Regions from separate parts of the Homo sapiens genome. Here region 2 is linked to region 1. A link is a loop called in an ENCODE intact Hi-C map of the cell type or tissue named here. Cell type or tissue: endothelial cell of umbilical vein. All regions are shown on one strand. Links, peaks and the distances in the headings refer to the core of each region. The heading gives the core; the rest is flanking DNA. Region 1 has its middle 170 kb from the start of ICOS. Region 2 has its middle 220 kb from the start of PARD3B.

Evidence for each region. Peaks named below come from ENCODE experiments on the same cell type or tissue, not always from the same donor. Only the 100,000 strongest peaks of a DNase experiment are listed, where the experiment ranks them.
Region 2: a loop joins it to region 1, with 15 times the contacts of the local background. A loop is called at or near these places in 6 of 110 quality-filtered maps.

Annotation. Positions count from the first base shown.
Region 1 is chr2:204,108,988-204,111,901 of GRCh38, forward strand. No RefSeq gene overlaps it. Among named protein-coding and RNA genes, the nearest start is that of ICOS, 170 kb to the left of the region's middle. In endothelial cell of umbilical vein, for the core only: no CTCF peak of the experiment used is centred there; DNase peaks (open chromatin) are centred at 384, 774 and 1,464; H3K27ac peaks cover 2,500 bases.
Region 2 is chr2:204,320,881-204,323,794 of GRCh38, forward strand. No RefSeq gene overlaps it. Among named protein-coding and RNA genes, the nearest start is that of PARD3B, 220 kb to the right of the region's middle. RefSeq lists an enhancer at 757-1,956. In endothelial cell of umbilical vein, for the core only: no CTCF peak of the experiment used is centred there; a DNase peak (open chromatin) is centred at 1,341; H3K27ac peaks cover 1,690 bases.

The DNA.
Region 1 (2,914 bases), core at 216-2,715:
GAATTGTTTTGTTTGATGTTTTGAAGAATACGAGTTGGGTCACGAGGAGGGAGAAATGGCGTAGGATCTCCCCAAATGTGTATTTATGTAGGCTAAATATTTGTCAGCCCTGGAAATGAGATGGCTGAGGGAGGGACGATCACACAGACACAATTTGGAACTAGCACCAATGTAGAGAAAATGGTTTTCTTTTTAAGTAATAGTAACGTCTGTGGCTGATTCACTTGACCACAGCCGTAAATGGGAATACCCAAGGAAGGACTAAACGGTATCTAACCTCAGAGGAAACAAGCTCTACATGTTTCTATGCTCTCACCTAAAAGGAGACATCAGGCATCTATCTGCACTAGCTTCTGTGTTCTCTCTCCTTTTATATTTCTTGGACTCAAGTCCTAGGATTTATTTACAAGCCTCCCTCCAGTCGTATCCCAGTCCAGCTACACAATTAATGTTTCCTATAATCTCTTAGAAGGTTCTTAGTGAATGATTGTTTTGATCAGATTAAAACTAAACAGTCTGCTAAAATTGATGATGTTTTTACCTATCTAAGTGTAAAATTAAGAAGGAAGGACATTCTTATTTGAAAGTAATCATGCAGCAGGCGGTGGAGAGAAGCTGAGGCATTTGCACACCTTGATTTCAATATTTAGCACTGACATTGGAGGCAGTTGTTTCCTGGTTGGGGAGGAATCTACAGAAACCGGAATGTCTTATCTGTCTTGCTAAAAACAATTACTGTCTCTCCTCCCAGCAAGAATCCCGCTCCTCCTGGATACACCAGTTTTGGATGTCAAACCGAATGCTCCATTATCTCTACAGATCGCGCTGACTCTTCACACTGTGGAACATTTCAACCTCCTCTCCAACTGGCCTCAGGCGGCTGTCGGACTGGTGAACTTGTCTGGGGTAAACACATCTCCCTGTCACAGAGCAGCCCAAAGACTCAGCGTGCTTTGCGGGTGCTTAAGGCCTTGTGCTGCCAGTCTGCACATTTTGTGTGCTCTTGGTTAATCGGGACATTTTATCCAAAAGCACATTTCGGCCAGGCTTCCTCTCCTGCAGACTCACCCCCATCCACTCCTTCCCCACCTGTCTAGGGTGTTCTGTTTCCCTGCTGCAGGGCGGAGGGCAGCGGTCCAGGAGCCCCACAATCATCCCCAGTTTCCAAAACTGTTGTGGTTGCCTTTGCAGTTCACACGGACATTCTAGTGGTTGGAATTTGCTCACAGAAGACATTCTACTAATAACAGGGGAGATAGTTCTCATTTGTCTAGTTCAGAGTTCATAGCACACAAAGGGGGAAAGAAAATAATAATAATGGAAACCGTTTTAACCCCACCAGCTGCCCCGCCTCCATCACAACAACAGAAACAAGAACAACAACGACAACTCCCTCACCCTGTGCCCTGTGTGGTTAACTCCAACACAACCACAGCCCCCGTGCCGGAAGCTGTGTGTGGCTGAACGTCCCGATGTGATACTGAAATATGTGTAGAGGAAATGCCTCTTCTGACCCCTCAGTGAAGCTTGAAACTTGAAGGAGCTGATTGACATTTGAAGAAAGCAGCTATTTTTGTGTGTGTGCAATTTTCCCGGATGAAGAAAATTGTCCAGCTCTCCCTCTCCGTTGCTCAGCCCTCCCCCAGAGGCTACATCTCATACCAAGCAGTGGGCTCTAAGGGCAGGTCTGCTTGTGCTGTGAGGACACAGGTGACGTCTTTAAGGACCTTCTTTCCTGCTCCAGTATACCACATGTTGTGGTCAGCTCCCTGTAAGGCAGATATTGCAGCCACCTTTTCTTTCCAGGTTTACCAAAATAAATGCAGGGGGAACTATGGATGGAGCATTTTTTGCCCTGTTTGACAGGAAAGTGGCTGTTTGATCTTCCTTTGTGCTATAGGAATCTTCAGAAATCTCTTGGAAAATCTCATAAACCTATGTTAGTGGCCACATATGGGATCCATTAACTCCTCATTTCTGCTTGTTCTTAGCAAATTTTTGTCTGGTGACAACATAAAAACTTTGGATTGTTTTTGTTTTGCTTCACACCAGAGAGAACTCTGTTGACTGGCTTTAGTTTTGAGAAAATATTCAGCAAAAAGCAGACCGGGTTTGGAGTGAAATAACTAATTCTAAGTAAAGCTTGGTGGAACATTTGGTTCATGAGGAAGTAGGGGGACATTTTTCTTCTTTGGGTTTCAGGGGGATTCCAGAGTTGCCAGTGTTCTGGGAAGACGTCTCCTTTTCTGATGAAATTGAATAAGAAATCCGGGCTTTCTTCCTATCTCCAACTATGTGTATGGTGTGATTTTGGAATAGTGGAGTGGTCTCTCTTAGTTTCTCAATGTTTGTTTTCTAAATAGAGGACAAAGCAGCAACATACTCTTTTGCAAGACACGCCAATATCCTTAGATAAAAAGGTGTTAAATAATGACATCATACCAGTATTTGGAACTAAAATTACTCGTGTATGACAAAAACCAGATTGGAGGATGTTAACTCAAAGTAGACAGAGAGAAATTTAGAAGAAAATTGGCTTTTATTTTTCTGTTTTAAGTAATTAATAAATGAAACACAACAATCTGCGCTTTCACCCACAGGCAGCATCAGGGGACATCAAACATTGCCTTTGAAGTGGGCCCCCAGTAGGGAGGACCCCACTGTTCAGGCTACTTTATAGTGGTAATATACTGTCTGGAAAAAACAGATGCCAAGAAATTGTGCAGATTGTATCTCTGAGCATCTGAAACCCTAAAACTTCAGGGGGCCAAGGAAGGTCCCAGCCCTTTGATTTTTTTTCTCTTAAAAAAAAAAATTGGCCTAAAGTATTAAATTGAAACAGGCACTTCATTTCTTTCCTTCATTTCTCCCTTCACCTCAGGAGACCTACGTTAAATTCCACTTAGATCACAGC
Region 2 (2,914 bases), core at 135-2,634, 210 kb after region 1:
CTATTAGTAACACAACACATAGAAGGCAGTCAATAAATGTGTTGAATAAGTAAGCAAATGCATGACCATAATTATAATGCATATAATTCATGTAATAACCACAATATATTGTAACATATATACAGCATGAGAACATATTACAATAACAATGCTTTAACAGAGGCAAAAACAGAAGCCCAAGAGAACACAGAAAAGGTGCCTGACTTTGCCTAGTGAGATCTTGGAAATACAGCAGAAGAGAAATATGGAGAGTTTGAAAAAATGAGAGTTTATGGCTAGGAAAAAGGAAAGAGGAAAATCCAGAAAGCAAGAACACCCCATACAAACCCAGGAGTCACAGAAAAGCAAAGTGTATCTGGGAAAGAGTGTGACATTCCCCAAGGCATGCATAGGGAAAAAGTGGAAGTTGGGAAAGGAGAGGTGAGAAGATGAGGCCGCACAGGAAGGAGAGGTGAGATGCTTTAGTTCCTAGGCACCTGCCAAGCAGTTGGCATTCATTTTGAAGGCACTAGGAAGACAGGAAGTCTCACATCAGAGAAAAGCCACAATTGGATTTCGTTTTTAGGAAGATAACACGAGCACCAAGATAGCAAATTGACTTTATGTCAAATGCCATTTCCAAGTGATTAGTCATGAGAGCTGAAGGATAATGTTAAGAAAGACTGGGTGGTCACCTATGTCTGGGCTTAGTAGTTAAAGTGCCGTGAGCGATTAGCAATATCTACTATGGACAAGGGAGAAGGGGAACGGTGACAAGGTTGCTATGTGTTTTCCAAGACCGCGCCTACTACCAGCAGTGTGGAGGAGGGCCCACATGGAAGAGATCATTGTCAGGGAGAGCGGGTGATCTACTAATCCATACAAGAGGTGACGGACATCTGGAGAGGTACAGTGCAGGAACCAGACTCATAGGAGATTTCAGAGGCGCAATCAGGAGGCTCTGCTGAATGAATTTAGTCATGGATGAGATCCAGGCACTAAGGGCATCTCTGGCAAGCGAGCAAATTTCAGATGAGGATCGCTTTATGGTATTGGAACCAAACCCACTTGGCCCCATATACACCTCAGAGAGGATAAGATGACTCGGCAGTTCTGGGAACTGCCAGGGCACATTCCACAATTCTTGCCACCGAATCACTTTCTGATGTCTGTGGCCTCAGCTGCTTAGCCCAGCAGTTCTTGTGATTTATTCTCCAGAGCAGCTCCCAGAAGTTGAAAATCCTCCTAGAGCCAAAAACAGGAAGCATCCCCCACTCACCTGGCCCAGGGTCCAGGAAGGAATATGTGTGCTCTGACACACCCATGGTGTAAGTTCCCATTATGTCAGCAGTGTTTACCATCTCCAGGCACTTCCTATGACATAGGAGCACCGCCAAATCTCTTCACCAGCAGAGGAAATGACTAACTCCAGGAAGTCATCCCTTCTCCCTCTATCCCCCCAACCAAAAATGGAGAGGCTGTTGGACTTTCACTAAAAATATCAACACCATCTAAAAATAAGGTTCATCAACTCTGCCCTTGCCCCAGAATTCCTGACCCGAGCTCCTCTGACATCACCACTGGCCCCTGTCAACAGAGCCTCTCAGAGCCACCTCCTAGCTGCCCTCTTAGCTTAAAGTTCATTTTGAAATCAATCCCCACCAGCCTTCCCACCAATGAGATCACGAATAATAGCTGGCCATGACTGTATCAAACAAGTGTTTTCCCAGGGGATGGAAGGTCTTCCAAAACTCTTCCACAAGCACACGCACCCAAGCGGGTTTATTTCCTGTCTGGTTGGCTTCCTCCAGGCTCATTACGGTTTCAAGGTCATTTTCCAGAAAAGGAAAGAGAGTGCAGGAGTGTGACCTTTAGCAGTCTCGGGTGGACATGCAGCGGCTGACCTGTAGGAGAGTCTAAATGAAGCCATTTGTTAGGAAGCCATTGACAAGCACTTGGGGTATTCAGTAGTGGCACTGTTCCTACTGATGGTTCCTGGGGCACTCAGCCTGCTGCAGAGCTTTCTATTCTGTCTTGAGCTAAGAGACCCCAGCTGAAAATTGGCATTTGCTTTGGCGGTGGTGGTCTTGGTTGTTCTCAACTGATCTAGAGGAGAGTTGGGAAGAAATACCTAATCTTTAGTCCAAAGGAGAAGGATGGGAGAAATAAGACATAATTCTAGATTCAGTTGTGGTTTTTTTTTTGAGTCCCCAGGCTGGAGTGCAGTGGCGCAATCTCAGCTCACTGCAAGCTCCACCTCCTGGGTTCACACCATTCTCCTGCCTCAGCCTCCCAAATAGCTGGGACTACAGGTGCCTGCCACCACACCTGGCTGATTTTTCTTTTTTGTATTTTTTAGTAGAGACAGGTTTTCACTGTGTTAGCCAGGATGGTCTCGATCTCCTGAACTCGTGATCCGCCTGCCTCGGCCTCCCAAAGTGCTGGGATTATAGGCGTAAGCCACCACGCCCGGCTAGATTCAGCTCTTAACTCCTATATTGCTGGAGGTTTCTCTAATGACTGAACTGACTTATTAGCTTTGCTCCCCAAACAAGGAGGCAAGAAAGTCTCAAATAGCAACCCTTCCTCCGAGAGGAAGTAGCACAGCATAGTGGATAAAAGCTTTGAAGTTAGGGTCTCTGGGGTTAAATTCTGTTCTTGTTACATACAGCTGTGTGACATTTTAGCACGTTATTAGGCTCTGTAAGACTCAAGTTTGTTTCTCAGACGTAGACTGGGGTTTGTTATGAGGATCAGTTAAATAAGAAATGAACAGTTTATACACAGTCAGTGCTCCATAGAGGTACCTACCTGTTTTCTTTATTGAGTGTCTTGCCTTGTGCTCGGTGTTCTTCTAGTGCTGGAGATTCTACAGAAAACAGGACAGACAAGGCCCAACCCAGAGTAGGACACAGAGGTAGCCATTTGTGGATGC